4 separate regions of the Homo sapiens genome follow, and all the other regions are linked to region 1. The links are chromatin loops, found by intact Hi-C in ENCODE. Cell type or tissue: mammary epithelial cell. All regions are shown on one strand. Region 1 holds the start of GOLGA8B (golgin A8 family member B). Region 2 overlaps CHRM5 (cholinergic receptor muscarinic 5). Region 3 holds the start of NOP10 (NOP10 ribonucleoprotein). Region 4 holds the start of MIR1233-2 (microRNA 1233-2).

Region 1 (8,000 bases):
GGTCCGCCGCCGTCCTCGCCCCGCAGCCGCCGGCTCCGTCCGGGAGGCTGAGCTCCTTGAGAGCCCGCACGTAGCGGCACACCGCGACTGCTAATTAGCCCGGAAGCTGAATAGCGGCGGGTACATACCGCAAGCGGAGTACGGAAAGCACGCAGGGCTGCCGCTACCTGGCGCACGCGCACTGAGCTGCGGCTGCCGAGCCCGCGCCCCGGTCCCTGCCGCTTTACCTCACCCGCTCTTGGATCACTGGGGCCGGGAAACGCTTCCCGGCGACACCGCGCGCGGGGAAGAGAGGGAAGAAAAAGATGCGTCCGTGCCGGGCGTTCACGAGGCCCTGCGGCCCCTGGCCCCGGCACTGGGACATCGGCAGGGCGGGCGGGTGCACCCAGGACCCGGGTCCAGCCGGGAGGATCTACGGGACCGGGGCTGGAACCCAGACGTTGGACGGCTCAGCGCCCCGAACGTCCCGGGCCCTGGGGAGCACACAGATGCCCGAAGCACGTCCCGGCCTTGCTGGCTGGGGAGTTGCAGGGGTCTGGTCTCGCGGGTAAAGCCGGTGAACGCGAGGCTCCGCATCCTGCCCCGGCCGCGGCGCTGCGCCCTGCTCGCTCTGCCCGGTGCAGCTGTAAGCGGGGACCTTAGAGCTAGGAACCCTCGGGGATCGCGGCCTCCGAAAGCCCCATCGGGCAGGGGAGGCCCCCTGCTGCCTCCCCACCGCAGCACCCCTAGGCGCATGCTGGACTCCAAGTCTTCCCTGCTGGTCCCCAGTAACCACCCTAGCACCCCATTTCTGATACTCTGCTGCTTTAGCCCCCAGCCCCAGGGCCTCACTCCAGGCCTTTCTCTCCTTGCTGTCCTGAATGGAGAGGACCCTGACCTCCGCGGGGCCCTGGGGAGCACACACTCCCAGACACTCACACACATCCCCAGGAGAGCCGGTCTTCCGCCCCCACAGCGCGAGAAATCGAAATCCCCTGGAGGCCCTGGGCGAAGGTCGTGCTGGAGACTCCGGTGTCACCTTCGGCCCTCTGGCCCTTTCATTGAGTCCCAGGCAGATGTGGTAAGCCGTGGGAGAGGCACAAGGTGCCTAGTCTGTGCAGAGTGGGACCTCAGCTGCCTCGCTCCCCCAAATCCTGGTGATTTGCCCTCGTTTTCTTTTCTCCTTGTGGCTGGACTAGGCGAAGCTGTGGCATGGGAAGTTCTGAAGACGGGGGGGGGGGCGGGGGGGAGGGGGAGCACAGAAGGACAGGGGGCCTGGGGGTTGAGGAGAGCCCATCTTCCTGCTGCCCTGAGGGCCTGACCTGAGACCCTGAGGAGAACGGGCTGGGGAAAACCAAATCCTGAGCTGCACTAGGGTTAGATACAGTGTGGACTTGGCCTCTGCACACCCTGAGCCTGAGTTAGGACAGCAGCTGTGAAATGAATGGGATTCAAGATGGGGTCTGATAAATCACATTTATATCCTCTTCTTCCATTCAACTAATGGATCAGTGTTTTTAAAAGTCTAAGCCACATAACAAAGAGGGCAGAAGGAAGTCGTTAGCAGATGAATGATTTCATCTGGAAGATGAAGAGGATTTAGAGATCTATGGGATAGATTCGAGGGCACAAGGCCAGAACATACGAAGAGGGTCTGGAGCCCGGGGGCGGGGGTGGCTGACCCGTCCGTCTGTGAGAACCTCAGGGAGCCTCCAGGCTCCAGTGCAGTGCAGGTATCACAGAGGGCAGAGTGGAAATGGGACTGGAACAGGTAGAATAAATGAAGATCCAGCATGGACAATTAATGCCCCTCCCCCCAAATCATGGATGCAGCCAGTCACTTACCCCAAAGAAAAAAATCAGAGATTCTCTCCAAAGAGAGTTGTGTACACTGCCTGGTGAGAGTGGGTGCTGCTAGTGTAGTTGTCGGTCCTCTGGAGGAAGCCTCCCTACCGTGGCATTTAAAGGTCCACCAGTGTAATGACTAGCTCCCACTCTAAGCTCTCCCCACATGCACATAACCACCATCAGCCTGTCCATAAAACTCCTTTAGATACGAAAGGAGAGAACGCCTATTTAATAAACGGTTCTGGGAAAACTGGCTAGCCATATGTACAAAGCTGAAACTGGATCCCTTCCTTATACCTTGTACAAAAATTAATTCAAGATGGATTAAAGACTTAAATGTTAGACCTAAAACCATAAAAAGCCTAGAAGAAAACCTAGGCAATACCATTCAGGACATAGGCATGGGCAAGGACTTCATGACTAAAACACCAAAAGCAATGGCAACAAAAGCCAAAATAGGCAAATGGGATCTAATTAAACTAAAGAGCTTCTGCACAGCAAAAGAAACTACCGTCAGAGTGAACAGGTAACCTACAGAATGGGAGAAAATTTTTGCAATCTACCCATCTGACAAAGGGCTAATATTCCAGAATCTACAAATAAATAAATTTACAAGAAAAAAAATCAAACAACCCCATCAAAAAGCGGGCGAAGGATATGAACAGACACTTCTCAAAAGAAGACATTTATGCAGCCAACAGACACATGAAAAAATGCTCATCATCACTGGCCATCAGAGAAATGCAAATCAAAACCACAATGACACACCATCTCACACCAGTTAGAATGGCCATCATTAAAAAGTCAGGAAACAACAGGTGCTGGAGAGGATGTGGAGAAATAGGAACGCTTGTACACTGTTGGTGGGACTGTAAACTAGTTCAACCATTGTGGAAGACAGTGTGGTGATTCCTCAAGGATCTAGAACTAGAAATACCATTTGACCCAGCGATCTCATTACTGAGTATATACCCAAAGCATTATAAATCATGCTGCTATAAAGACACATGCACACATATGTTTATTGCGACACTATTCACAATAGCAAAGACTTGGAACCAACCCAAATGTCCAACAATGATAGACTGGATTAAGAAAATGTGGCACATATATACCATGGAATACTATAAAAAAGGCAGCAATAAAAAAGGATAAGTTCATGTCCTTTGTAGGGACATGGATGAAGCTGGAAACCATCATTCTGAGCAAACTATCTCAAGGACAGAAAACCAAACACCACATGTTCTCACTCATAGATGGGAATTGAACAATGAGAACACTTGGACACAGGGTGGGGAACATCACACACCGGGGCCTGTCATGGGGTGGGGGGAGGGGGAGGGATAACATTAGGAGATATACCTAATGTAAATGACGAGTTAATAGGTGCAGCACACCAACGTGGCACATGTATACATATGTAACAACCCTGCAAGGTAATGGGTACAGCATACCAACATGGCACATGTGTACATATGTAACAAACCTGCATGTTGTGCACATGTACCCTAGAACTTAAAGCATAAAAAAAAAAATGTATCCTTATCCTGTTGCCATTTTGAAGCTGCATTTGCTTGTCCAACACTGGCTTTCAGTTTAAAAGAAGTGTACCTAAAAAGTTAACAAAACAAATGCTATACTTATGACAGTGCCTATGCTGTACTGAGAATGGTTAGGTGCTGTCGCATTTTACAGAAAAGATGTACTGATTTAGTTCAATACTGACTAACAAATCTAACCTTTTATTTATAAGATATTCTTCAGGACAGCATCAACACATGTAATAAGTAAAAGATCATATATGGATCATTTCACTTTTGATCCAGTCAAATATAAACAAAACTTAACCATTTTTATCACAGAATCAGTAATAGCTACCATTTGCTTTGTGTCTTCTATATGCCAAGCCTAACAATGGGCACCTTTGCCTAAATTAGTTTATTTTCTCCCTTTTACCAACCGCGTGAAATAGACATATCTTCATCATTTTACGTATGAGAAAACTGCAGCACTGACAAGTAGAAGAATCTACCTGAGTGCATTCTTTTTTTTTTTAATTTTAATTTTTTTTTTTGAGATGGAGTCTCGCTCTGTCACCCAGGCTGGAGTGCAGTGGTGTGATCTCGGCTCACTGCAAGCTCCGCCTCCTGGGTTCACGCCATTCTCCTGCCTCTTGAGTAGCTGGGACTACAGGCGTCCGCCACCACGCCTGGCTAATTTTTTGTATTTTTAATAGAGACAGGGTTTCACTGTGTTAGCCAGGATGGTCTCCATCTCCTGACCGCGTGATCCACCTGCCTCGGCCTCCCAAAGTGCTGGGATTACAGGCATGAGCCACCGCATCCGGCGTGAGTGCATTCTTAAGTTTAAAATCTGTAGGTTAAAATTAATTCTACCTATTTCCAAAACTTGTGACTTTTAATCTCGGCAACCTCACCTCAATAATCTACTATAAAGAATAAGCTTCCACTGTTCTTCACCTCTTCTTTAAGTGAAGGTTCCATCAAAGAAATACCTTGGAAGCTGAACATTTAAAACTTTATTATACTCTGAGCTAGTCCTGATGAAAAAGAACGAGACCATCACTACTTTAGATATTTTTTCTCAAAACATATTAAAATATGACTTGTTGAAGGATAATATATTTTAGTTAAACAATTGCCACTTAATTCACAGACTACATATTTTTTTTACCTACTGAATGCATTTTGTTTTTCGTCTGATGTGTTAGAATTTCTTTTGAAATGCTGAAGCTCTGTAGGCTGTTGCTCAGGCATTCCTGGTCTTTCTGTGTCTTTGGTTGCCATCCAGTGGCAGCAGCCATATACTGCAGTTGAGTAACAGAAAAGAGAAACCCTCTACTTTCCAAGATGACTGTGTTTTTTCATTCAAAAGTGAACAATACGTGTATTAGTCCATTTTCACACTGCTATAAAGAAATACCCGAGACTGGGCCATTTATAAAGGAAAGAGGTTTAATTGACTCACAGTTCTGCATGTCTGGGGAGGCTTTAAGAAACTTACAATCATGGCAGAAGGCAAAAGGGAAGCAAGGACCTTCTTCGCATGGCGTCAGGAATGAGAGGGAAGAGCGGGGGAGACCGCTACTTATAAAACCATCAGATCCCATGAGAACTCACCCACTATCGCGAGAACAGCCTGAGGGAACACTATCAGGAGAACCCCCATGATCCAATCACCTCCCATCAGGTCCCTCCTCTGACACGTGGGGATTACAATTGGAGATGAGATTTGGACAGGGACACAGAGCCAAACCAAATCAGTAGGTATTAATTTTGTGTACCTAATTTATGAAACTTTTAGCCCAAAATTAGTTCAGTATTTTCCCTTTTGCCAACCCTATGAAGTAAGTGTGTTTTCCTCATTTTATGTGAGAAAACTGCAGCACAGATAAGTAAAAGAATCTACTCTAGTTTCTATAATTATTAAGTTTCAGGGTTATGGGTTAAAATTAATTCTGTTTATTTCCAAAACAGATGCCTTTCTTAAGGAAAGCATCACACAGATAAAATAAATAAAAGGTAATATGTCTTATGTTTCTTTCAAGAAAAATGAAAGTTTTTTTCTAACATTTATTGTTTGTGACATTGATTTTGAAAAAAAAACTTGAATTATAAACATAATACAATTTGAAGACAAAATTTAAAGATAATATGAAATTATATGCACTTGAAGTAAAACTTTTGTCCCCACTGAGTCCAATGAAGATACACACGTATCTATATACTGACAAAAGACAGTTCTGCCTACATTTAAAAAAACAGTTTTTATTTTTATTTTATTTCTTTATTTATTCATTTTGAGATGGAGTCTCACTCTGTGGCTCAGGCCGAAGTGCAGTGGTGCGATCTTGGCTCACTGCACCTTCCTTCTCCTGGGTTCAAGTGATTCTCATGCCTCAGCCTCCTGAGTCATAGGCACATGCCACCACACCCGGCTAATTTTTGTATTTTTTTTCCTTTAGTAGAGATGGGGTTTCACCATATTGGTGAGATTGGTCTCGAACTCCTGACCTCAAGTGATCCACCTGCCACGGCCTCACAAAGTGCTGGGATTATAGGTGTGAGCTACCGTGCTTGACTATTTTTTGTCAGAAAGTATATAACCAACATTTTCCCCTTCAAAAACTCATTAAAGTAGTTGTGTTAAAAGTTCTGCTGAAGTCAATAATTAGCACATCTGTATATCAGTGATTAATGCCATCAAATCAAATGCTAGCTTTCCCACATTTTTCTCAAATATGATTTCTTACCAATGGCGGGGTGTGGGGTTAATATAAAGGTCCTAAAAGAGAATTTACAATCATAAATGTATTTAGATAATGTCTTCCCAGATGGACAAGTTGTAGTCTGTAGTGTGGATAAAATTTTTAGGAAGTACTTTAAAGCAGAGGCATATTAGAAACTATGAGACATATTAAATCAGAGACAGATTAGAAACTCTGTGAACAGAGGTGAGAAACATGTACTGCCATAAAAGAAAATGAGGTTTATTTAAGCCACTAAAAGTAAGGATATAAAATGGACAATCCTGATAGTTAAAAAGTTTAGTGTTCATCCACCGGGGCCTGTCGTGGGGTGAGGGGATGGGGGAGGGATAGCATTAGGAGAAATACCTAATGTAAATGACGAGTTAATAGGTGCAGCTAACCAACATGGCACATGTATACATATGTAACAAATCTGCACGTTGTGCACATGTACCCTAGAACTTAAAGTATATATAAAAAATAGTTTAGTGTTCATCTATTCAAAATATAGTATAATTTTATTTGAGATTGTCTTTTTTAAGTTTGAAGATTAAAAAAATTGGTATCAAAAGAATTATTTGAAAAATATTCTTCATCTGAGTAAAAAGTCCTGTGTCTCTGGGTAGATATTAATTTTATTCCAGTCGATTTAACAAGTTGTAAACTGGGGAGTGGGAGGAATAAAGCAGGAAAAAGTCATCCCACTTAAAATTACCTATTTGATTAGGATGTCAGAGAGTAGCTGATTCACTATGCTATGGTTATAGCCATATATGATTTTTAGTTTAATTTTTGAATTCAAAGGTTGGCAATAACCAGATCAGAAAATGTATCGTATGTTGCCGAACATTCGGAAGTTGCTTTCACCTCACACTGCTCTACCGAAACTTCTTTGTTTAATGTCACCAGTGACCTCTGCATTGCTAAGCCCAGTGGTGGTTACTTGAGTATCTTTTTATTTGGCCTAGCAGCAGCATTTGACACTTTTTATTTCTCCCTGTTGTTTGGTACATTTCTTCTCGTGGCTGCACGGATTCCACATTCTCTTGGTTGTGATTCTTTCTCACTGGTCATCTTTCCTAACCTCCATTGTTAATTTCTCCCCTTCTCTCCGCCATCTTTAATATTGGTACACCTGAGAGCCCAGGCTCTGGTTCCGTTCTCTTCTCTTAGAAACCCTTTGAAGCAGGCTTTCTAAACCATGGCTCTGCTGACATTTTGGGTCAGACAATTCTTTATATGTGGGGCTATCCTGTGCATTGTAGGATGTTCAGCAGCATCCCTGGTCTCTAATAGCCTCTACCTATTAGATGCCACTAGTAATTCATTCCCCAACTGTGACAACCAAAAATGTCTTCAGACATTGCCAGCTGTACCCTGGGGAGAAATAATTGCCTTCAGCTGAAAACCACTGACGTACTCTTTGCAATCTTGAGGATATCATTCAGACTTATGCCTTTAAATACATCAATATGATATTGATTAACATATTTATTTTATGAACCCAGTCTTTCACAAATTTCAGGCTTGTATATCCAACTGCTTACTTGGCATATTCAGCTCAATGTCTATAAATATCTGAAACTTCAGATGTTCAAAACAAAACTGATCTTCTCTCCTAAACCCTTGATCTCAGTCATTAACACATTTTTATGCTAATTCCAGCTTTCTGTTCCCCAGACTCAAAATCTTGTCTTCAATCTTGACTTTTCACCTTATCCACATTCCACATTAATCTGCATTCAGCCCATCTGCACAGATCTTCTAAATACATTCAAAATGCAGCCATCTTTCACCCGGGTGTGGTACACTATCATCTCCCTCTGGGATTTCTGAATCTTTTGCTGAGATTCCATCGTTAATTCCAACCGCTCTCCCTACTTCCACCCTTGCTTCTCTGCTC
Region 2 (8,000 bases), 530 kb before region 1:
CTTTTCCCTTTTAGCAAAGAGCTTATTCCATTTATCAGAGAGAGAGAGATTTATTTTTATTTTAAAGGACTGGGTCACATGATTGTAGGGGCTAGCAAATCTGAAATCTGCAGGCAAGCTGGAAAATCCAGCAGGAATCAATGTTGCTGTCTTGAGTTCTAAGGCAGTTTGGTGACAGAATTCCTTGCTCTTTTCATTCGGCACCTCAGTCTTCCCTTAACCCCTTCAAATGATCGAATGAGGCCTACCCACATTATGGTGGGTAATCTTCTTTACTTAAATTCTACTGATTTCAGTATTAATCATATCTGAAAATACCTTCGCAGCAATATCTAGACTGGTGTTTGACAAAACAACTGGGTACTGTAGCCTAACCAAGTGGACACATAAAATTAACCATCACACTATTGATAAATAAAAAATTACAGGAGGTCATTGTTTTGGACTAAGCTCTTGAACTAGGCTCCAACAAACCAGAATAAAAATCAAAATGGAGCCACCCATACTAAAGTTCCAAGTCAACAAACCTAAACTAAGTTGTTATTTGACCTGAGAAATCAGGAGAGAGAGAGAGCCAATTTCCCAAACAGGCCACTATAAATCTTCAATCAGCATAATAAGGAAGTTCTCTCTGCTTTAATTCTAACACACACACACACACACACACACACACACACACACACAGCCTGAAGTAACCTGATGTTAACTAACCAGTTATTTTCTGTTGTTCTGTCTGGAAGTAACTAATACACCCTTGTTCTTTGCTTCTGCTTTCTTCAGGCCTTCTCTGCCTATAAAGCCAAATTCTTCTGGTCAGCTCATCAGAACATTTATTTCACAAAATGAAGAATTGCCTGATTCTAGAATCACAAATAAAGCCAACTGAGATCTTTACAATTGTTTTAATTTTGTTTTTTGACACAATATAATATACAAAGTCATAGAAATGTAGGTATGTTAGTTCCCATAGTCCAATTTCCTTTTTTTCTTAACTTTCTTCTTTTGAAACAGAGTCTCACTCTGTCGCCCAGGCTGGAATGCAGTGGCAAGATCTTGGCTCACTGCAACCTCCACCTCCTGAGTTCAAGCAATTCTCCTGCCTCAACCTCCCAAGTAGCTAAGATTACAGGCACACACCACCATGCCCAGCTAACTTTTGCATTTTTAGTAGAGACAGGGTTTCATCATGTTGGCCAGGCTGGTCTCGAATTCCTGACCTCAGGCTATCCACCCGCCTCGGCCTCCCAAAGTGCTGGGATTACAGGCGTGAGCCACCACACCTGGCCTCCTTATTTTTTCTAATGAGGAAACAGATGAAAAAGAAGTACCCAGGCTATACATGTGTCCAAAGGAGTATGTGCACATCCAAATTCCCAGAAACTTCCATAAATTGCTTATGACCTGATAATAAAATTAAGTGGAAAAATTAAATCCTTCCAAAACACCATGTATTCCTATTTTGAAGAATTGATTAGAAAAAATTCAGCAAGCGGTCAGATCATTTTACTACTTCTCTCCGGACTAATGCTCCCCAACACCTGGATGTTGGGACTACCTTCAGAGTAGATGGGGAGTCTGGAAATAGCTGACACAGCTCTCCCATAAAGCTGACTTTTCTCTTAGGTCCTCTCCTGTCCCTCCTTCTCCTGCCAGCCTCTCCAGTTTCACCTTTCACTTCTCAGCTTTCTTTGGCTCCAGCTACCTTGTTTCTTTCCATTCCTCCTCTTTTGCCTCTGGGCTTACAAACAAGCTCTTCCCTTCCCTGTCTGAAACATTCTGGCACTAGCATCCCCAGCCTCCACCCACCTTTTGCCTAGCTATTGGTGACTTCATTCTTCAAGTCTCGACTCTTAGGTCTCTTCCTCAGGAAGTGCTTCCCATGTCCACTCAACGAGGCTGGAGGTCCTTCACAGGTGCCCCTATGGCATGTTGCACCCCTGCTATTTCTATCTGCTAATTTATTTACATTCCCAACTAGTGTCTAAAGAGCAGAGACATTAGCCTATTCCATGGTATCGCCAGCATTAGAGTCTGTTCCATAATAAACATTCAAATATTTAAGAGGGGCAGGAGAGGAAGGAAGAAAAGAAAGAATAAAGGAGAAAGCGATTTCCACAGGCCCTTTTTTGCACTGTGTGGCTTAGATCTGACCATTGGAAGATAATCTGTGATGGCATTTGCCTAGAGATTTGTAGAGTGTAGAGTAACTGGTCTTTTCAGATGCTGGGGAATCTCTACCTAATGACCTGGCAACCTTAGAATTTGCTTCAACAACTTGAAGAATGTTGATAACACCGAGGTATTATAGGTATAAGCTGACAGTTGGTAGCAGCAGGAATGGAGAGGGACCAAAAAGAGGAGTCTTCGTGGGTCAGTTAGACTGCATGTGTTTGGGAGGTGAAGAAGCATGCAAGATTGGGAAGATGGGAGAATCTGGTTTCCGGTGCAAGACAATATCATCAACTCGATTCCATATTGAATTTGAGGTGTTATGAAAACACCCAAAATTACAGCTGAAAATATAAAGCAAAGCCAAGAAAACTGTAGCCCTTTGCAAATTTGTCACCTTTCTGTCAGTTACTGTTATCAAAAAAGTGTCAAGACTGGCCATAGGCAGAGCAGAAATACCCCATTAAATAAAATTGCCCACATGGGGTATTTTAAGGGTCATCAAAAAGATTTTCACCGGGCACGGTGGCTTTCGCCTGTAATCCCAGAACTTTGGGAAGCTGAGGTGGGTGGATCGCCTGGGGTCAGGAGTTCGAGACCAGTCTGGCCAACATGGCGAAACCTCATCTCTACTAAAAAGTACAAAAATTAGCCAGGCTTGGTGGCTGTAATCCCAGCTACTCAGGAGGCTGAGGCAGGAGAATTGCTTGAACCCAAGGGGCAGAGGTTGCAGTGAGCCGAGATGGTGCCACTACACTTCAGCCTGGGTGACAAGGGCAAGACTCTGTTAGCCGGGCGTGGTGGCAGGCGCCTGTAGTCCCAGCTACTGGGGAGGCTGAGGCAGGAGAATGGCGTGAACCCAGGAGGCGGAGCTTGCAGTGAGCCGAGATAGCGCCACTGTACTCCAGCTTGGGCAACAGAGCGAGACTCCGTCTCAAAAAAAAAAAAAAAGATTTTTTTTTTCCCTTTACCGCCCATTATCATGTCAAGGTGGTGTTTGTTATATATCATCAAATTTATGTTGTATGCATATATATCTCTAGAAGGAAAAATAAATGGTAGCAGTGGTTACCTCTGAAAATGGGGAGCTTGCAAGCTTGGAGGTCAGAGGTGGGAGGGAGACCTAATTTCTACAATTTACCCTTTAGTACACACTGAAATCTTTATCATGTACATAGATTTTTTAATCTACAAAGGGAAAATTTCATTTTAGTTTTGAAAGTTAAAATTTGTCAACAGAGGGTTAATTAAATATAGTACATCCATTAAGTGGAATAATGTACAGTCATTACAATGAAAGTGGTAGCTCTAGATGTACTGATAAAAAGCTGTCTGTGATAATTCATTTGTTAAGTAAAAAACAAAATTCAAATTGTAAATGGTAAAAGGCACCCATTTAAAATAATTATTAGTATATGCATAGGGGAAATTGTATTTAAATATTTATTTATTAGTATATGCATATGGGAAAATGCCAAAATATACACTAAACTGTTAGCATTGATTACCTCTGCAAGGTGGAATTAGAGGAGACTTTTGCTTTCTAAGATTTACATTTTGACATTGTTTGAGCTTTTATAAGGAATGTATTACTCTATAACCAGAAAAAAGATAACCTAAAACAATTCTATGATATTGCAAATAGTTCAGGAACAGAGAGAAGGTCCTTATCTTCAGCAGCTGGGGCAAATGTAAAACCCCCTAGATGAAAACCAGATATGCACTTGGAGTTTGTGCATTAGGGCAAGGAGAGGTGGTATAATATGGTCTTGGCTCACAACGGCACCTCAGTAATGTTTAATAATCAAGACTGGGACTATAGAATAGATACCACTTTTTCCCCAGTGCATGACGATTTAGGTATTTATCACCAGGATCTTAAAAATATAGGGTTTCAGCCCTTATGATCATTGCAATCTAAAGTGATTTAACATCCCTGCTTTCCTCTCTTTACTGCTTCTCAACAATCCATTTTTTTTCCTTTCCCTTCACCCTCCTCGTCTTCCCAGCCCTTTTTAAAATTGCCACAAGAGGGCAGCAGCCTCATGCATAAGAAGGGCACTCAGCCATAGGTAACAACAAAAAGCAAAAGGATGCCATTAAAAATAGGTGATCAAACTTTAGAGATTTCAGCATCTTGCTCTGAATATGTGTGCAGCCACGTTTAATATTCCATTAGAAACTATAAACAATGGGCCGGGCGCGGTGGCTCACGCCTGTAATCCCAGCACTTTGGGAGGCCGAGGCGGGTGGATCACGAAGTCAGGAGATCGAGACCATCCCGCCTAACACAGTGAAACCCCGTCTCTACTAAAAATACAAAAAAATAGCTGGGCGTGGTGGTGGGAGCCTGTGATCCCAGCTACTCGGGAGGCTGAGGCAGGAGAATGGCCTGAACCCGGGAGGCGGAGCTTGTAGAGAGCTGAGATCGCACCACTGCACTCCAGCCTGGGTGACAAAGCGAGATTCTGTCTCAAAAAAAAAAAAAAAAAAAACTATAAACAATGGATGGACAAGAAAATCATGCTGGTGTGCGAAGCTAATGTGTTTCCCTCTCTTCCAGATGCTGGCCAAGAAGAGCTGAAATAGAAAACAGCCTAGAACCTAACACTATTTACTGTAAAATTTTTGCACCAGGATGGAAGGGGATTCTTACCACAATGCAACCACCGTCAATGGCACCCCAGTAAATCACCAGCCTTTGGAACGCCACAGGTTGTGGGAAGTCATCACCATTGCAGCTGTGACTGCTGTGGTAAGCCTGATCACCATTGTGGGCAATGTCTTGGTCATGATCTCCTTCAAAGTCAACAGCCAGCTCAAGACAGTTAACAACTATTACCTGCTCAGCTTAGCCTGTGCAGATCTCATCATTGGAATCTTCTCCATGAACCTCTACACCACCTACATCCTCATGGGACGCTGGGCTCTCGGGAGTCTGGCTTGTGACCTTTGGCTTGCACTGGACTACGTGGCCAGCAACGCTTCTGTCATGAACCTTCTGGTGATCAGTTTTGACCGTTACTTTTCCATCACAAGACCCTTGACATATCGGGCCAAGCGTACTCCGAAAAGGGCTGGCATCATGATTGGCTTGGCCTGGCTGATCTCCTTCATCCTCTGGGCCCCAGCAATCCTCTGCTGGCAGTACTTGGTTGGGAAGCGGACAGTTCCACTGGATGAGTGCCAGATCCAGTTTCTCTCTGAGCCCACCATCACTTTTGGCACTGCCATTGCTGCCTTCTACATCCCTGTTTCTGTCATGACCATCCTCTACTGTCGAATCTACCGGGAAACAGAGAAGCGAACCAAGGACCTGGCTGACCTCCAGGGTTCTGACTCTGTGACCAAAGCTGAGAAGAGAAAGCCAGCTCATAGGGCTCTGTTCAGATCCTGCTTGCGCTGTCCTCGACCCACCCTGGCCCAGCGGGAAAGGAACCAGGCCTCCTGGTCATCCTCCCGCAGGAGCACCTCCACCACTGGGAAGCCATCCCAAGCCACTGGCCCAAGCGCCAATTGGGCCAAAGCTGAGCAGCTCACCACCTGTAGCAGCTACCCTTCCTCAGAGGATGAGGACAAGCCCGCCACTGACCCTGTCCTCCAAGTGGTCTACAAGAGTCAGGGTAAGGAAAGCCCAGGGGAAGAATTCAGTGCTGAAGAGACTGAGGAAACTTTTGTGAAAGCTGAAACTGAAAAAAGTGACTATGACACCCCAAACTACCTTCTGTCTCCAGCAGCTGCTCATAGACCCAAGAGTCAGAAATGTGTGGCCTATAAGTTCCGATTGGTGGTAAAAGCTGACGGGAACCAGGAGACCAACAATGGCTGTCACAAGGTGAAAATCATGCCCTGCCCCTTCCCAGTGGCCAAGGAACCTTCAACGAAAGGCCTCAATCCCAACCCCAGCCATCAAATGACCAAACGAAAGAGAGTGGTCCTAGTCAAAGAGAGGAAAGCAGCCCAGACACTGAGTGCCATTCTCCTGGCCTTCATCATCACATGGACCCCGTATAACATCATGGTCCTGGTTTCTACCTTCTGTGACAAGTGTGTCCCAGTCACCCTGTGGCACTTGGGCTATTGGTTGTGCTATGTCAATAGCACTGTCAACCCCATCTGCTATGCCCTCTGCAACAGAACCTTCAGGAAGACCTTTAAGATGCTGCTTCTCTGCCGATGGAAAAAGAAAAAAGTGGAAGAGAAGTTGTACTGGCAGGGGAACAGCAAGCTACCCTGAAAAGTCAACAACTCCTCTCGAAAGAACAATGACCACAGTCAACATCCTCTGAGGATGAGCAAGCTGATTCTGGTTTGTATATTTTCAAAAAGAAGACATCTCATTTTGAGTCCTTGAAGATTTTTGTAAAGGCTCAAGTTTGGTTGCCAAATGGAAGGGGCCATAGCTGCAGCAATTGCTGACATATTAAATGACTCTTGCCTATGACCAAGGCCATTTGATGCCAGGGGAGTTTGCCAATGAAGTAAAGGGATAGGCTCATGGCCCTTCACAAGAGGAAGCACACTGGGTAACAATGAACAGTGACTCAGGGAACTTATGCCCCTTCTGTAGGAAACAGCAGAGACCAGGTGGAAACCTTTTCCTGTGGAAACCTGTCATAGAATTTTGTGCAATATGTATGTGTCTATGAAGCTGTCTTGTGCCAGTGAGAACCAGCAGGAGAATGTACAACAGTGTCACTTGTTAACGAGACTGATATTCAACAGGCTTCTAAGAATATGTATCTTCATAAACTGATCACTATCTATTATGCAGCTATTATGTGGTCTATACTATACTGTGGTTTGTTTTCCTGTCCCCACATCTGAGTGAAGGTCTTGCTCTTCCCTTTCATATCCAATGTCAATTCCTTGTACTCACTGAACCCATGCTGATCTCCAGGGAACCATCCTTCCTCTCAGAATCCAGAGTCTGGAAGGACTGAAACCTGGTCATACCCAGTCCTTTCAAGGGGCCTCTTTTCTACTAATAAAGATGGATCAAGTCTCCACAGTCAGTTATTTTAGTTTTTGCCAGTGGAAATTTTTTCTTTTATCTAAACAGATATTGTGCATTCTATTTTGTGCCCATTTGAACCCATTTATTTATGCTCTGTTCTTAGGAAGACTAATTGTGTAAGAGCCCTTCACTGGCTGAAGATTTTCTCCAGGCTGTTGAATTAAGGTTCTTATATTGTTTTCAGAGATCTTGCTTTCTAATCTCTTCACAGGGCAAACCTGAGCAAAATGTGGAAAACAGATTTGCTTTTGAATTTCTTCCAGAGCCCTTTTGCAGCCTCCAATTTCCCTTGTTCAGATCCCCAGTTCACACCAAGACGCAAGCAGGTCAGCTGTGCTGCCTCCAAGCAGGGGGTTGTGGGGTGAGGTGGGGGTAGAAAGTCTTTTTTTATAGGTCCTTCAAATCAGGGCCTAAAAATGACTTCTTTATTCCTCTCCAAATTCGGTCACAAATGAGAAGGCCAGAAAAGCACACTTGAGGGTGCGATGAAGCTGAAAATGATCTGAAAGCTTCATTTTTAAAAACAAAGTGTAGGTCATAGTAATACATAAAAATAAAACAGTTGACATGCATGACAGCATGAGGATTATTAAAAACCACACTTAATTGAAATCTCTAAGTGCGTATAAACAAACGGAATCAAAGGACCTTTGTGGACAAAAGTCCACAAAGAAGCAGTAGTGTGGTACACAGCAAGGATTTTAAAGATGAAGCACTCCTGTCAGACATTATTTAACTCGTTGGTTACATCTGCAGCTGGACTTAAAAATCACCAGACTTCATGCGTCTTAGTGTAGGCCGGGTCCTTTTCAGT
Region 3 (8,000 bases), 240 kb before region 1:
AGCAATGCTAATTCTTTTTTTTTTTTCTTTTTTGTAAGATAAAGGCAGAACTGCAGCCAACATTAAAAAACTGGTAGCAAAATTCACTTACTGACTTTGGTGCTTAAGAAACATGTCTCCAATCATTATCCCCTTAATTGGATAAGATAACTTTTAAAAATCTTTCAGATCCAATGTTATATCCAATCCTGTAAGTGAACAAGCTAAGAAATAAAATTGCTTGACAGGAAACAAGTATCCCATTTCACAATTTCTCTAAGTTAACTCTTTAAAATCCTTCAGATCCAATGTTAAGAACCCTGCAAGTAAGTGAACAGGCTAAGAAATAAAATTCCTTGACAGGAAACAAGTATCTCATTTCACCATTCCTATATGTTTCAGTAATGTATTTCAAAATCATCTGTCTTCTATTAATTATGACTCCAGTTGAGAGACTTTTTTTTTTCTTTTCAGCAACCCACAACTATCCTGAACTTTTCTGCTGGGATGGTCAAATAGCAAGATCCAAGAAAAGCAAAGTCTGGCCGGGCACTGTGGCTCACGCCCGTAATCCCAACACTTTGGGAGGCCAAGGCAGGAGGACAGCTTGAGCCCGGAGTGCAACACCAGCTTGGGCAACATAGTGAGACCTCGTTTCTATAAAAAATTTAAAAATGGGGTGGACCGCTTGAGACAGGGAGGTAGAGGCTGCAATGAGTTGTGATCACATCACTGCACTCCTGCCTGGACCACAGGAGTGAGACCTGACTCAAAAAAAAAAAAAAAGTATTTCCAGGGTATGTCTTCATAAATCACATCTGTGCTAATTTAAGTTATATCTGCTTCTGGAATCTAGAATTTTTATCATAGAAAATAAAGATTGCAGAATTAAAATACAGACTCCACAAAGCAATTTTAAAATCTGCAGCACTAGGCCGGCCAAGGTGGCTCATGCCCGTAATCCCAGCACTTTGGGAGGCTGAGGCGGGCGGATTACTTGAGGTCAGGAGTTTGAGATCAGCCTGACCAACAAGGTGAAACCTTGTTTCTACTAAAAATACAAAAATTAGCCAGGCATGGTGGTGTGCGCCTGTAGTCCTAGCTACTCGGGAGGCTGAGGCAGGAGAATAGCTTGAACCCAGGAGGCGGAGGTTGCAGTGAACCAAGATGGCGCCACTGCACTCCAGCCTGGGGTACAAGAGCAAAACTCCATCTCAAAAAAAAAGAAAGACCCAGGCCAGGTGTGGTGACTCATGCCTGTAATCCCAGCACTTTGGGAGGCTGAGGTGGGTGGATCACTTGAGGTGAGGAGTTTGAGACCAGCTTGGCCGACATGGCGAAACCCTGTCACTACTAAAAGAAATACAAAAATTAGCCAGGTGTGGTGGCGTGCACCTGTAATCCCAGTTACTTGGGAAGCTGAGGCAGGAGAATTGCTTGAACCTGGGAGACGGAGGTTGTAGTCAGCCAAGGCTGCACCCCTGCACTCCAGCCTGGACAACAGATCTAGACTCTGTCTCAAAAGAAAAAAAAAGAAAGGCCCACCACTAAATCAATTTGAGTTCAAAGATAAGTTAATCAGGAGAAAAATCAGACTAAACAGGTTAAGTAACTTTCTCAAAGTTATACAAAAAGCAAATACTGGTCTTCTGACTTTCAATTCACTGACCTCTGTCTGTAATATGCCTATTACTTTTACAAGTACTCTTCCATTTTTAATCAAAATCTTATTTCAAGGGACAAGAAATTACGTTAAGTGACAACAGAGGTATTTTTCAGTGAATGCTGACAGCTGTGAAAGTCTTAATCTTTCTTCCCCAATACCCTCCTATCATGAACAGCACATGACCACTCTTGCAACAGCAGGACTGAAGTTTTTCTTCCAAGTGGTATTGTTGCAACTCTCTGGGGTACTCTCCTTTATCATCTCCCTCCCTTTAAAAAAATACTGCCAATCCTTTCCTCCAACAACTCACAAAATAAGAGTTTTTCAAATCATTTTATCTTTAATAATCTTGTAGTAATTTAAAATATGAGAAAAAAAAGTCAAATGTGTTCCCTTTATGGGTGATGCCACCATGATTGCCTCACACAAGCATAATCAATCGCCACGAGAGACTGGATGCCAAAGAGTATGGCTGGCAAAAAGGCATCAGGGCTCACAGTCCGAAGAGTTTGGTTACGGAGTCTCCGAGGGGTAACAGGTGGCAGAAAAGACATCAGTTTAAGGGACCCTCAGAGGACAGGGCGCGGTTGCTGGGTCATGAGCACCTTGAAGCGTTTCTTGATGGTGATTCGGTGTCGAGAGTATTTGTCATCTGGGGAGAACCGAGCAGGATGGGCTGAGCAGGTCTGTTGTCCCATCGGGTCAAATTTCTGCTCCAGGAACACAGAATGTATGTCAGTACAGGAGTGATGAAATGGGGTGGGGCCAGCGCGAAAAAGGGCAAACATGAAAATAGAAGATGCAATGGTCAACTCAAAAAGTTGTACAAATAAATAGAGAAATATAAAATTTAAAAAGGCCGAGCGCGGTGGCTCACGCCTGTAATCCTGGCACTTTGGGAGGTCGAGGCGGGAGGATGGTTTGAGACCAGCCTGGGCAATATGGCGAAACCTCGTCTCTACAACAAACAAACAAACAAAACCAACCAACCAAACAAAAAACCCCAAAACCAAAAATTAGCCGGGTATGGTGGCGCACGCCTGTAGTCCCAACTACTCGGGAGGCTGAGGCAGAAGGATTGTTTGAGCCCAGGAGGCGGAGGTTGCAGTGAGCCGAGACCGCACCACCGCACTACAGCCTAGGCAACAAAGCGAGTCCCTGTCTTTAAAAAAAAAAAAAAAAAAAAAAAGGAAAAGTGAGTGCAATGGCGCTATCCCGGCTCACTGCAACCTCTGCCTCCCGGGTTTAAGCGATTCTCCTGTCTCAGCCTCCCGAGTAGCTGGGATAACAGGCGCACACCGCCATGCCCGGCTAATTTTTTGTATTTTAGTAGAAACGGAGTTTCACAGTGTTGCCCAGAATGGTCGCGAACTCCTGAGCTAAGGCAATCCACCCGCCTCGGCCTCCCAAAGTGCTAGGATTACAGGCGGGAGCCACTGCGCCCCGCCAGAATTTTTTCTTTTAATTAAAAAATGAGTCGCGCGGTCCCGGTTCTTCCCCACCTCGGTTCTGGACTTTCTGGTTCCCCGCACCCAGCTAGGTAACTCCACGTATGACCTCACCCACTCCTCCCATCTACATTTCTCGCCATGCCTATTTACACCCTGTTTTCTCTCCTCACCTTCAGCGTATAGACTCGATCTCCCTGCTCGTTGAGGTAATACTGGAGAAACATGATCGCTTATAAGCCAGCGGTCCCAATTCGGTCCACCGCTCAGTCTGCAGTGGTCCGCCCGACCGCGTCACGTGTTCGTCAATTTCCTTCCTGCATAACCGGAAGTCTCTCTCTCCTGGCACTCCGGAAAATGTAGTCAATTTTTGCCTTGTTTTCAGCTAGCCAGAAGGGGGCGCACGAGAGCAGGGCTTGGCTTGGGGCCCTACTTGCAACTTTGCAGGCTAAAACACGTGGAGTGTCCCTACTGTGTGCTAGGTACACGGCGTTAGAGGGGGGTAGGGATGGATGTGGATAGAATATTGACGTATAGAAGCCTGTCTTTGTCTCAAGATACACACCCATTTCAGGAGCAGTGAGTTTTCAATGCCTGAAGAAACAAGGGCTCCAGGATTCAGAGCCCCTTTACCCTAGGGAAGAAAGAAGAGGTTTTCTTCCCTCCCCTCTTTTACATCCAGTTCCCCTGCTCCATTTCAAAGCGTTGGCGGTAAAGAATGCATGTTGAGTATCAATATTCCGTAAAGCGAAAGAGCGTAAAGTTATTTTATGAAACTGGTGAAGCATGTTTCAGCGGTCGAACCAAGATTTAAAGTTAGGTCCCTACCGCAAATTCAGCGCTCTTTCTTATGGTGGTGAGTAGCTAATAATAACGTAATAAAGTGCACCTTCTAGGAGTTTTTACAATTTTTAAAAGAATATAGAAGTTCTCCTTATAAGACTCTCGTTTAAAGAAATGAAAATGAGAACCAAAATATCATTACAAAGATCATCGTTACGCCATTATTTACAATGACAAAAGCATTGGAATATATATTAACTGTGTAACCAGAAAAACCTGCACTTTTTTTTTTTTTTTTTTAAGAATATGGTTTGGCGGGGCGCGGTGGCTCACGCCTGTAATCCCAACACTGGGAGGCTGAGGCAGGCAGATCACAGGTCAAGGGTTCGAGACCAGCCTGGCCAATCTGGCGAAACCCCGTCTCTACTAAAAATACAGAAAAATTAGCCGGGCGTGGTGGTGGGCGCCTGTAGTCCCAGCTACTTCAGAGGCTGAGGCAGGAGAATCATTTGAGCCGGGGAGGCAGAGGTTGCAGCGAGCTGAGATAGCACCACTGCACTCCAGCCTGGGTCCGTCTTAAAGAAAAAAAAATATGGTTTGTGGCTGGGCGCGGTGGCTCACGCCTGTAATCCCAGCACTTTGGGAGGCTGAGACGGGTGGATCACAAGGTCAGGAGTTCGAGACCAGCCTGGCCAATATGGTGAAACCCCCAAAAATACAAAAATTAGCGGGGCGTGGTGGCGGGCACCTGTAGTCCCAGCTACTCGGGAGGCTGAGGCAGGAGAATCACTTGAACCCAGGAGGCGGAGGTTGCAGTGAGCCAAGATCACGCCACTGCACTCCAGCCTGGGCGACAGAGCGAGATCCTGTCTCAAAAAAAAAAAAAAAAAAAAAAGAATATGGTTTGTATTTACTTGTAGTTGCATAAAAAATCTCTGCAAGTATTCACAAGAAACAGATGATACTGGTTTCCTCTGGGATAGAGAACTTAGTTGCAGGAGAAAGGGGTAAGGGTTGGGAGGCAGACTTATTGCTATGTATTTTATTACGCAGTTTGATTTTTGAACCTTGCTAATGTATTTATTACCTGTTAAAAATTTTTTAAAGGCCGGGCACGGTGGCTCACGCCTAGTAATCCCAGCACTTTGGGAGGCTGAGGCGGGCGGATCATGAGGTCAGGAGATCGAGACTATCCTGGCTAACACAGTGAAACCCCGTCTCTACTAAAAATACAAAAAATTAGCCGGGCATGGTGGTGGGTGCCTGTAGTCCCAGCTACTCAGGAGGGTGAGGCAGGACAATGGCGTGAACCCGGAAGGCGGAGCTTGCAGTGAGCAGAGATCACGCCACTGCACTACAGCCTGGGTGACAGAGCGAGACTCTGTTTAAAAAAAAAAATTTAAATCTAAGTAGTTAATTTTGTTAGAAAGGAAAATGATGATTTTAGCCTTCAGGTCTTTAGAAAAGAGAAAAGATATCTCAGAGGAAGCAAGAAAGATGCCATGAACCCCAGGGAAGGCCTTTTGGGGGAAATCCACGTTTGGATGAAGCTGTGGCTGTAGAGGATGCTCTGGGAGTTACTGGCCTGAAATAGTCGCCAGGAACCTTAGCAGATAAATTTTATTTTTAAAGTTTAAACCAAAATAATTTAACAAAAAGAAGGACTTTCTACTCTTGAAATTTTAAACTGCATGGCAGCTTTTTTATTTAGTGAGGCTTTTCAGCAAAGGGTAAGGCGTCTGTGGAGTACAGAGCCTATGTTAGTAGATTGGACAGCTTTCCAAGGAAATGATGTGCACACAGCAATCGAGCACCTTGGATCATCTGACAATTCTAATTTTAAACTTTAGTTCCCTTGATCCTTACGTGTATAGACCAATGTACTCTGAATTTAGTTCAGAAAATATAGCCATCATTGAATTAAGTCAGGGGTCTACAGTCAACCTGCTGTTAATAGGAAGTCAGTTACAGAACTGGCTGGGATGGAAGGACACAAAATGAGATATGTTGGTGAAGAATCGAAGTGTAGTGAACCAAACGGTAAAACTGTAATGTGTTGGGAATCTGAGAAAAAGTTTACAAATAGCCCTAAAGAGGCAAACATCAATTGTGTTGCCAAACTGTAGTTTGAAGGGAATTCCTGGTTTTTTCATACTTACTAGAACCCTTCATGGAATATCTGTCCCCACCCTCACCCCACTTTTCCCTCTCCCCTCCCCCACAGCAGAATGCCTTGAGTTCCGTATTCTAGTTCTGTGTGATCTGATCTTTACCTTCCCTTCCTTGGATCCCTGTGCACCTACTGGAGCCAGGTTACTCTGGGTCCTGGACCTGACTGCCTCATTCTGGAGGCTTCCAGACAGCCACAGTTAGTGCCCAAACCTGAGAGGATGGCTTCAGATGGAGGTAAGTCTGCAGGTGGTGAGGAGGATTTCTGGTACCTGCTCATATCCTTTGAGACAAGCTCTCTGGGCTGACCTAAAGGAATGTGAGGTGCTACACCCCGTCAAAGGTATCACACTTGGGGAGGCTAGGGAAGGAGATTGTACCTTTAAGACTAGGGGCTGGGGAAGGAAGAGGACTTCCTTAAGGACAGATTAAGGTGTCTCTGAGGACACATGCTGAGTATAGAGAAAGGATGGCAATTAGCAACTTGATTCTCTTGAACAGGGGACACTTCCGCATGTGTTTTTGTGGTGGGAGAGAGGATCAGGGGTATGTGTCTTAGGACTGGCACAGAGAGGTTTCAAGGGGGAAGGCCCAAGTTCATCTGTCTTTTTTAGGCAACTGGAGCCTGTTCTAGGATTTTGCCATGCTTGAGCTTATGAGGGGAAGGGGATGTGGAGGATGGAGGATGGGAGGGTAAGGTGGGAAGGACCTTAGTGGGAAAAGATAATCTGTAGTTATCTGTTGCAGAGAAATGCCTTCCTGAAAACTAGGCTGGAATGTATTATAAACTGCCTCTGCTTGGGCCGGGTGCGGTGGCTCATGCCTGTAATCCCAGCACTTTAGGAGGTCGAGGCGGGTGGATTACCTGAGGTCAGGTTTTTGAGACCAGCCTGGCCAACATGGCGTAAACCCCGTATGTCCTAAAAATACAAAAATTAGCTGGATGTGGTGGTTCGTGCCTGTAATCCCAGCTACTTGCGGGGCTGAGGCAGGAGAATCACTTGAACCCAGGAGGCGGAGGTTGCAGTGAGCTAAGATCGTGCTGCTGCACTCCAGAATGGGCCACAGAGCAAGACTCCATCTAAAAAAAAAAAAAAAAAAAAAAAAAAGCAGCACTTAGAGGCAGTGATGGCTTGGGCTTGTCTCTTCTTGGCAGATAGGGGTCTGTGTGTCTTGTTGAAAAAGAAGCAACTTCTTTAATGCAGTCATTCTCAACGAGAAGTAAGATCAAAATCACTTGGGGGACATTTGCAAACTATGCAAGTTCCCCATCCATATCCCCTCTTTCACCTGTTGAGAATCAGTGCTTTGAGTCTTCGGGTCTAAAGAAGAACTCAGATGGGGTGTGGTGGCTCACACCAGTTATCTCTGCACTTTGGAAGGCTGAGGCAGGAGGATCACTTGAGGCCAGGAGTCTGAGCCTAGCCTAGGCAACATAGCGAGACGTCATCTCTACAATTTTTCTTTTTTTTTTTTTGAGACAGAGTTTTCCTTTGTCACCGAGGCTGGAGCACAGAGGCGCAATCTCAGCTCACTGCAGCCTCAACTTCTTGGGCTCAAGCGATCCTCCCACCCCAGCCCCCCAAGTAGTTGGGACTACAGGTGCATGCCACCGCACCTGGCTTATTTTCGTATTTTTAATGGAGACAGGGTTTTGCCATGTTGCCCAGGCTGGTCTCAAACTCCTGGAGTCAAGCAATCCTTCCACCTTGGCCTCCCAAAGTGCTGGGATTACAGATATGAACCACCGTGCCCGGCCTCTACAAAAAAATTTAAAAATAAAGGAGGAATTCACCTGTAATCCCAGCACTTTGGGAGGCCGAAGCAGGCGGATCACAAGGTCAGGAGATCGAGACCAACCTGGCTAACACGGTGAAACCCCGTCTCTATTAAAAATACAAAAAGTTAGCCGGGCGTGGTGGTGGGCGTCTGTAGTCCCAGCTACACAGGAGGCT
Region 4 (8,000 bases), 62 kb before region 1:
GCACGCCATGCCTTTTGTGCTGTCTGAGCCATGCTGCCAGGGTGGGGCATCCAGCTCCCAGCCTGGATGCCTTGGAGTGCTGACAGCCAAATCCACTGCAGAGCAGGGGTGATAGGGTCCCACCTCCTCTATCTGTCGGCAAAACAGTGGTGATCTAGGATAAAACCTCGAGAGTCCCATACACACGGTCAACCCAAAACACACCTCACAGGTCAGGTAGGGGCACACAGCCCCCTTCCCTCCCTCCCAGGTACCATCATAGCTGCTAGCATGTGACTGAAGGCAGGGTCCCTGGGCTCCGCTGAAGCACTACCACCAGCCAGCAGGCTCACGCACCTTGGCTTGTTGCTCCTAGAGGTTGGCCCTGCTATTCAGCCGAGGGGAGCACAGTGCCTGCTGGCCCAGCTGAGCTCTGCCCAGCAAGCCCACCCACCTCCCTTGCCATGGTCTCCCTCTTCTTTCCCTGGGAGGAAGGACCCAGCCTCACCTATGGGACCTGCAATCTCCAACAAGCTGAGGCTCCCCTCTTAGACTTATAAGTTTATAGCCAGTGGCATCCGGCTGCCTGCCCACCCTGCCTCCCCCAGGGTCCCTTCAGAGGGTCCTGAGCTTCCTGACCACCCAGAGGGGGCTCCGGCGATCACTCCAACCATCCATCCCATTTAGCTTCATCATCCTTGTTCGAGCGATGTTCCTTCTGTCAGGCCTGGTGGCTGTTACGTTGGGCTCCCCAAGGTGAGAGGTGGCCCTGGACCAGTTGGTTGGAAGACAGGTTGGAAGACGACTTGGAAGACAAGTTGGTTGGTGACCAGAGAAGAGGGAAGCCCAAAGGGGCCGAGCGTTGGTCTGACCTGTGGGTACACTGCCTGGGTGCAATGGAAGAGGCCAGCATGTGTGGGGTGGGGAGGGCCGCCACAGTCCCCAGGCACTACCTGTGAAGCTCCGGCTCCTCCCTCCATCTTCCTCCCCTTTCCCTTCCAGCCCCTCTTTTCCAGGAACCTTGCCACAGCCGCACCTGCGCCCTCCCCTCCCTGGCCCTCCCACAGCTGCTGTGGCACACCTGTGCTCCGCACTGGCCTCACCAGCTCTCTGCTCCCTTTTGTCTCTCCTCTTTTCTCTCTGCTTTCTCTCCAACTGCCAGCCGATCGGGTCACGCAAGTCCATCCCATCCTGAGAGCCCCACGCCCCCCTTCGACCTCTAAACAGATCCCTCCTCTTCTCGGAGGCCTCCCTTTCCAAGCCTGCCTGGGCGGCTGTTCTGTGACTTGGCAGTGGCTCCCCCAGCCCCAAAGCCAGCCCCCTTCATCTGTGACTTAGTCTGTTGTAGTGGTGAGCTGACACGTCCAGGTGTGACTGTTGTGAAACTTGTGCCCCCCTCTGTGGTATGCCCTCGCATTGTTCTATAAATATCTATAAATACCCATACACACACACACACACACACACACACACACACCCCTACACCTACATGTGGCCAACGGCCTCGCCTCTAGTGCTGGGAATCAGTCACCGTGCTGTCCTCTTGGAGTCTTGTGGCCCAACAAGAGAAAGCTGTCCCGACATTGCCCCTCCAAAGTGCAAGACCTCCGGTGAGTCTCCCTGTCACGCCTGGCCTATGGAGAGTCAGCCCCCGCCATCCCTCCCGCCCCCCACCAAGCATGGGAGTGCTGTGCAGGCAGCTGTGTGGCCTGACACTCTCTACCAGTCCTGCTGTCCCTTGGCTGAGAATCAAACCCATTTCTGGATGACGGGGAAGTGTGTCCTCTGCTGGCTGTGTTCTCTGTGGAGCTCAGGGGAGGGGAAAGGCCAAGCCATTTCTAGGGTGCTGTTTGGAGGGGTGAAAAGGCCATACCCTTTCCAAGGGACACTTTTCCTGGAAAGCCCCTGGAACTTAGCTGGCTCTTGTCCTGTGAAGCCGGCTCTGGCCACCAGGGGGCAGGGCCACGAACTCAGCCTGAAGGGAGCCTGCCGGGCAGCCGGCACTCTGGAGGGACAGAGAGAACAGGCCACCAGGTGCAGACAGGGGAGGGAGGAAGGGGACAGAAGGGAAGACGCCTGGGGTGGGTGGAAGTCAGTGCCCTTAGGTGCTGGTACCTGTCTTCCCGGCCACCGCTACAACAGGCTTCCGAGCCTGTTGGCTGTCAGGGCTGGACTGCGCCCCATAGGCACCATGGCAGTCCCCGTGGAATCCCCCAGGCGCCACTAGGCAGCATACAGGTAACACGCCTGGAAGGTCCCTAACAGCCTAGCTGGACACACTCAAGACACTCTGGGGCTCCTCATTTGGTGGCACAAACTCCAGGACCCAGTGAGTGAAATGGGAACACACCAGGTCGGGCAGTATGGCTAAATCCATATATTCCAAAATAAAAAGCAAAATAAACAGGAGTCGCATCACCAGGGAGCCACAACCCCATCCCCGCCTCCTTCCTCTGTCTTATGCTAGCAATAAATAAGTTTCGCAGCCACAAATAATTATTACAACCTCCTCCCCATGTGCCGGCTCCAACCTCAGCTAGGTATGATACAGGGGCGGCCCTACCCTCTGGAATATACAAAACCTTACACAGACACAATATGTACACCGGGGAACGGGGGCCACCCCAGCAGCCCGTGCCCTCGCCTGGTCCACAGTTAGCCCCACTGTCCTGCCTCTCTGAATAAGAAGGTGGGAGCCCCCCTGAGGGAAAAGTTGCTATGGTGAGAGTAAGGGGGGCATCAGGCCTCCTCCAAACAAACCAACTCCACCAGCCTCTGGCTCTTAAATAACAATCATCATCATCCAGAAATTTAGGGACTCAGCCCTGATCGAGGGGGCAAAGGGTCTGTTTGTCTTTCCCCATTAGACAGAGGTCTTGTCCTGCTACCCTAATTGTAAAGGGGTGCCTGGGAAGGGGTGGTAGGGACATGGTGGCGGTGGAGACTCCGGCCCCACTTCTCCAGGCTTTGCTGACAGGGGCCTGCTTTTAATTTTTATTTTTATTCCATGACTTTTTTAAATCCCATAACTTCTTTTTCATAACTTTGTTTTGGTAACTTTTCAGAAAACGTTTTTCTACTTTTTTGCCACAACAGTTTTACATTTTTTATCCAATAACTTTTTCACCCCATAACTTTTTTAATCCCATACCTTTTTTATTTTGTGTTCTTTTAATAAACACTTGCATAGTTATACTACAATTTTGTGAAAATGAAACAGATTATCTCATGCCAAGCATGCCCAGTATTTGCACAGTATCAATACCTTTAATACTATAATTTTCAAGATGCGCAAAATAAAATTTTAAGGCAAAAACAGCACTTTGCAACAATTTAATAATTTATCACATTACAGTAGCATCACACCAGCAGTCAATAATGCCACTTTAGGCAAAAGTCTTTCAGTATTTCTGTTACACATTCTGTTAACAAGAACCCATACATTGGTAAAATTCATTCTAAGAAAACTTGGCAAACAAAGCTTTGGACTGGAATTGGCATTTCTTTCTCTACTTTTCCTTCCCACCATTTCTTTCTTTTAAACTACAGTATTCATATTTTAAAATGTTTTAACTTATTTCAGAACATAAAGATAGCAGTTACACTTTTAAATATTTATATTATTTTAAAATGACTCTTTAGGATACAGTTTTAAACCCACGGGCTAGAAATCATACCACTATTAGCCACATTATTTGGTCTAATATTTTTTCTTTATTATTCTGAAACTGGGTTTATCTAATACATTGATAAATTCATACAATTCGGAAGAGTCAGTTGAAGTCACAAGGACCCAATATCTGCCCTCTTTCAGTGAATGCCGGCAAATCTGTTATTCCATTGGCAAAATCGTATTGCTGCTCTCCTGTTAATCTCCTATTTATAAAAGGATCATGAGGCTGCCAAGTGCTAAAAATGGAGATGGTCTAGTAACTAGAAAACTCCCCACCCCAGGGAGCACACATACATATCTCCCTACAACCTAATAATGTGATGTGTTTTGGAACACAGACATTAGAACTTCATGAAGTTTTAACTGTTGATTCTTTCCCAAGCATCATCAAGTTATGATTTAGGCAATGTATGATTGAAATGCATTCACTCATCACGCATAGGCACAATCACAGAAATATTGCACAAAATATGTCCCTGACTGAAACTGAGAGGTACAAAAACATATTTCACTCTTCGTAAAGAAGTTTGTGAGGAAATACAACTCTGCGATCGTATAGACATGTTTCCTGATAATACATTGACATTCACAAACAGTAGATTGCAGCACAGTGTGTAAACATTTTCAGTTGCATAAACTTCTCCTTGATTTTCAAAGATAATATAATACTGTCTACTAAAATTCCTTTTTGTTTCAACTAAGTACTCTCACATATATTAGTTTATAATAATGTTTGTTATTATTTTCTAAAGTGTTTTCCACTCAAGGAAAAGAAGTAAATTCCTATGTCAGAGTAACCGAGGTGGTTGAAGAATAGGTATTAGCCAGAGAGGTCTAGATAGTAAAATCAAACTTCAAGCCTCAAAGAAGCTCCATGAACAGAGAGGAATGCCAGGTGTCACACAGCTTTCCTTCACTCTAATTCATTCTTGACTAGAGCCTGTATGCCTGTTTCAGAGACATTTAAACTCTTAAAGGATGTCTTATGATCTTTACTAAATACATTAAGAAGAATGCCAACCAGCGCCCTTTCGTGTACTGGGACAGGTAGTCATGTGATTAAAACAGGGAACACGAACTCTGACTTTAAAATGTATTGTAGATACAAATGCTCTAAGCTAGGAAAGGTTTTCCACATCCACAGCCAACGATGGCAGCCTTTCATTCCTCGGAAATAAGCCATTTTTAGGTCACTGAAAAAGAGTGCAACTGCTGCAGCTCACGATGCAATATCTTCATGAGCCCAGAGCACATACAAATCCAAAGGGAACTGCCACAGTACAGTGCTCATTCTTGGCACCGGAACAGATGAAACACACTGTATCCTGCACATACCTGCCAGAGCAGGCCACTTTCCTCTTCTGCGAGATTTAGAAAGCTCCCCCAAAAGGTTATCACTCCCATCACCAATACACAGAAAATGGAGGAAAGGCTGTTTCCAGTTCTCGGCCTTTAAACAGCTCTAAGTGTCAGTACTCATAGTGGCATATTACAAAGTAATAAACAGTGCACACTTGAGGGCAAACCGCATATTGAGCTATGGAAGAGCTCACTGTGATTAAGATGAGATCAAACATCATAGCAGAACATTAGCAAATTTTATCTGAATTCTGTAATGAACATCCATGCTGCAATAACATTAAAAAAGCACGGGAGCCTATTCCAAACCAGCGAGAACAGTTTTGTGCAAAGAGTGGGTCTTTGTGTGTTTGAACTCCCACCACGTAAGGGCAAACTCGATATGCATGCTAATGACCTACAATTATGAAATGAAAAAAGAAAAATGCTAAAGGATGCCAGAGTGAACATCAGTGAGAGGCACAGAGACCCACTCTCTTTTAACTTTTTACAAATAAACTTAAACTATAAATTAGAAACACAAATAATCATGAGTAGCTCTAACATTCAAATGAAGTAAATGAATTGTGTAGGAGATTAACCCCATAACTTTGTTTCGTTTTTAAAAATTTCTTGAGCAGCTCTTTGATGATGGTGGTGTTTATCTCCTTCTTCTCGGCAGCCAAGCCCAGCAAAAGCATGGCACACAGCAGTTGCTGCCCAAGCCTGGGTGCTCCTGGTGGTCCTGCATCTCACCAAGGAGCTGCAGGACTGGCTGTGCAGTAGGGTTGTCCTGGGAAGAACCCTCCCTGGCTTCTCCTTGTGCAGGCTCCACGCTGTTGGTGAGGCTCGCCTCACAAAGATCTTTGGAGAGAGAGAGGCGGGGATCTGAGTGGAGTGCTAGCCGCCCCCCGCTCCTGCCTGCTCACCCCGCCTGGGGGCTCTACTCACCACCATGCTTGTCGGCAGCCCCGAGCTCCTGGGGGGCTGGGGCTCCTGGACTGGGTTCAGCAGCAGGGTTCCGGGCAGCGGCCAGGAATTTGCCGTGCCCCTCGCTGTAGCTGCCACAAGCCGCAACACCATCTCCTGCAGCTCCAGCAGCTTCACCTGAAGGGACGGGTGCTCAGCTGTCAGGCCGCTGCTGGCGCCCACCCTCATGCCCACCCCACCCACACCCCCACCCCACCCCCACCCCCACAGGGATGTTGCACACCCTACCTTCCTCTCCTCCTTGTCCTGGGCCAGCCTGATGATGGCCTCCTCCCGGTGACGCATCTTTGGCACTGTCCCCTGGCTCTGTTAGAAGGCGATGTACTTTCCTGCGGGAGGACAGGGCTCAGACGCTGGGGCCCCTCCCATAGCCCTGCAGCTCCCCCTGCCGTGCCCTGGCCTCCCACTCACTGATGGCATCTCTCTCTCCGGTACTGGATGAATCCAAGTTCCAGTTTCTCCACATGCTCCCTCAGGTCCGCCTTCTCCTCCAGGAGGTCCATAAGGCCGCTCTGGAGCCAAAATAATGGGGTCACATCTCAGCAGCGACCTGCCCCAGCCCTGCCCTTCTTGGCCCATGCTAGGACTCACTCCCCTCCAGCTTCTCCATGACTTCCTGCAGGGCCCGGAGGGTCTCCCCACTCACAGACTCGCCCCCAGTCCCTGAGGCTGGGACTGCTGCCTCTGGCTCCTTCTCGGCCGAGGTGAGCGTCTCCATCACCTGGCCCAGCTTCTCCTGCAGCTCCTTTACTTGCTGCTCCAACTGCAGTGCGCTCTTGTTCTCGTGCTTCTGGACAGAGAGAAGCAATCAGCAGCCACCCACTGCAGCTGGAGACCCCAGAACTTGGTGTCTGCCTCCCATGGCACCGGGAAGGGTGGAGCCAAGTTAGAAAAATACTCTCCTCTCTCCCACAGCCACCAGAGCAAAGCTCTGGCTCACAGGTGCCTTTGGAAGTAATATTTCATGTGAGGGCTACACTGCCCCATTTTACAGGTGGGGAAACAAAGGCCTGGAGGGCTAGGGAGGAGGGCAGGCTCCCCAGGTGGGGCAACCCACCAGCTCCTCCAAGTCGCTCTGTGGCTCGGCCAGCTGCTGAAGCCTCTTCTCCCGTTCCCGAAGCCTCTCCTGCTGCTCCTGAAGCCTCTCCTCCTGCTCGCGAAGCCTCTCCTTTTGCCCACGGTTCAGGAGACTGATGCACTGATTGTTTTCCACCTGAGCCTGGAGCTCTCCTGCCACTCTCTCCAGCTCCTTCCTCAGGTCTTGCAGCTCCACCTCAGAGGACACTGCTGGGGCATCCGGGGGCAGTGGCTCAGCTGAGAAAGGAAGCAGATCATAAGGGCCTCTGGATTCTCAAAACAAAAATCAAAACAGAAAAAACAACAAAACACCCTCCTGTTGGCGCACAGCTCCTCTCAGGCTCCCAAACTTGGCTTCACTGCTAACGATCCCTCGCACCCGGATGGTAGCCAGTCTTCCAAACCACTTTCAGATAGAGAGCACTGCGGGTGGCTGACAACGGGCCCTCTTTGCTCATGGGGACACTGAGGCTCAGGGAGATGACAAGACTTGTCTCCTGGCACAGACCTCTTTCCCTCTGCCTCAAAGCCCTGCCATCCACCCACCTCCCTGGGGCACTCTAAGCCACCCCCACAGCCCTCTGATGCCAGTCCTGCTCCCAGGTCATGCCAGCCCCATCTTACCCATCTGGTTTTTGAGTCTGGACAAGCTCCTCTCCAGCTCCTCTACCCGATGCGTATCATGCTTCTTCTCCTCCTTCAATGTGCAAACCTGCCCAAAGCACAGGGGGAAAGGGCCCTGGAGAGAGGGGCTGGTGGCTGGACAGGCTCCCATCTCCCTCTCTGCCCCCACCTCCACAAAGCCCAGACCCAGGACCACCTCTGGCTGCACTATTCCCATTTTAAAGAGGCCCAGAAAGATCCAGTGACCTATCTTAAGTTGTTGGTGGGGGGGGGGTGGGGCGGGAGGCTGAAGGGTCAGATCTCACCTCCTGCGACATTT

Evidence for each region. A loop is a pair of places that touch in the nucleus more often than their neighbours do. Peaks named below come from ENCODE experiments on the same cell type or tissue, not always from the same donor. Only the 100,000 strongest peaks of a DNase experiment are listed, where the experiment ranks them.
Region 2: it touches region 1 in a loop (17-fold over the local background); 36 of 110 quality-filtered maps call a loop at or near these places.
Region 3: a loop joins it to region 1, with 20 times the contacts of the local background. A loop is called at or near these places in 31 of 110 quality-filtered maps.
Region 4: a loop joins it to region 1, with 7 times the contacts of the local background. A loop is called at or near these places in 27 of 110 quality-filtered maps.

Annotation. Positions count from the first base shown.
Region 1 is chr15:34,583,540-34,591,539 of GRCh38, forward strand. It overlaps GOLGA8B (golgin A8 family member B), which reads right to left and starts at 112. Exons shown (of 24, transcript NM_001023567.5): 1 at 1-112. RefSeq lists silencers at 1-262, 3,415-3,615 and enhancers at 385-886, 833-902, 887-1,387, 4,789-5,083. In mammary epithelial cell, a CTCF peak has its summit at 4,639 (motif pointing left); DNase peaks (open chromatin) are centred at 182, 4,672 and 4,962; H3K4me3 peaks cover 1,641 bases; H3K27ac peaks cover 927 bases.
Region 2 is chr15:34,057,911-34,065,910 of GRCh38, forward strand. CHRM5 (cholinergic receptor muscarinic 5) reads left to right here. Exons shown (of 3, transcript NM_012125.4): 3 at 4,733-8,000. The coding sequence starts at 4,808. The coding sequence ends at 6,406. It also overlaps a transcript of AVEN not described here. Among named protein-coding and RNA genes, the nearest start is that of AVEN, 23 kb to the left of the region's middle. In mammary epithelial cell, a CTCF peak has its summit at 4,199 (motif pointing right); no DNase peak of the experiment used is centred here.
Region 3 is chr15:34,339,754-34,347,753 of GRCh38, forward strand. NOP10 (NOP10 ribonucleoprotein) reads right to left here and starts at 3,383. Exons shown (of 2, transcript NM_018648.4): 1 at 3,267-3,383; 2 at 1,966-2,355. The coding sequence starts at 3,320. The coding sequence ends at 2,215. It overlaps NUTM1 (NUT midline carcinoma family member 1), which reads left to right and starts at 3,562. Exons shown (of 8, transcript NM_001284292.2): 1 at 3,562-3,949; 2 at 6,189-6,282. The coding sequence starts at 3,944. RefSeq lists silencers at 3,126-3,235, 3,316-3,415. In mammary epithelial cell, a CTCF peak has its summit at 3,489 (motif pointing right); a DNase peak (open chromatin) is centred at 3,408; H3K4me3 peaks cover 1,013 bases; H3K27ac peaks cover 1,123 bases.
Region 4 is chr15:34,521,981-34,529,980 of GRCh38, forward strand. It overlaps GOLGA8B (golgin A8 family member B), which reads right to left. Exons shown (of 24, transcript NM_001023567.5): 17 at 7,987-8,000; 18 at 7,682-7,769; 19 at 7,038-7,294; 20 at 6,627-6,770; 21 at 6,392-6,492; 22 at 6,209-6,309; 23 at 5,942-6,097; 24 at 3,115-5,854. The coding sequence ends at 5,652. It overlaps MIR1233-2 (microRNA 1233-2), which reads right to left and starts at 6,391; the gene lies at 6,310-6,391. It also overlaps the pseudogene DNM1P5. In mammary epithelial cell, no CTCF peak of the experiment used is centred here; no DNase peak of the experiment used is centred here.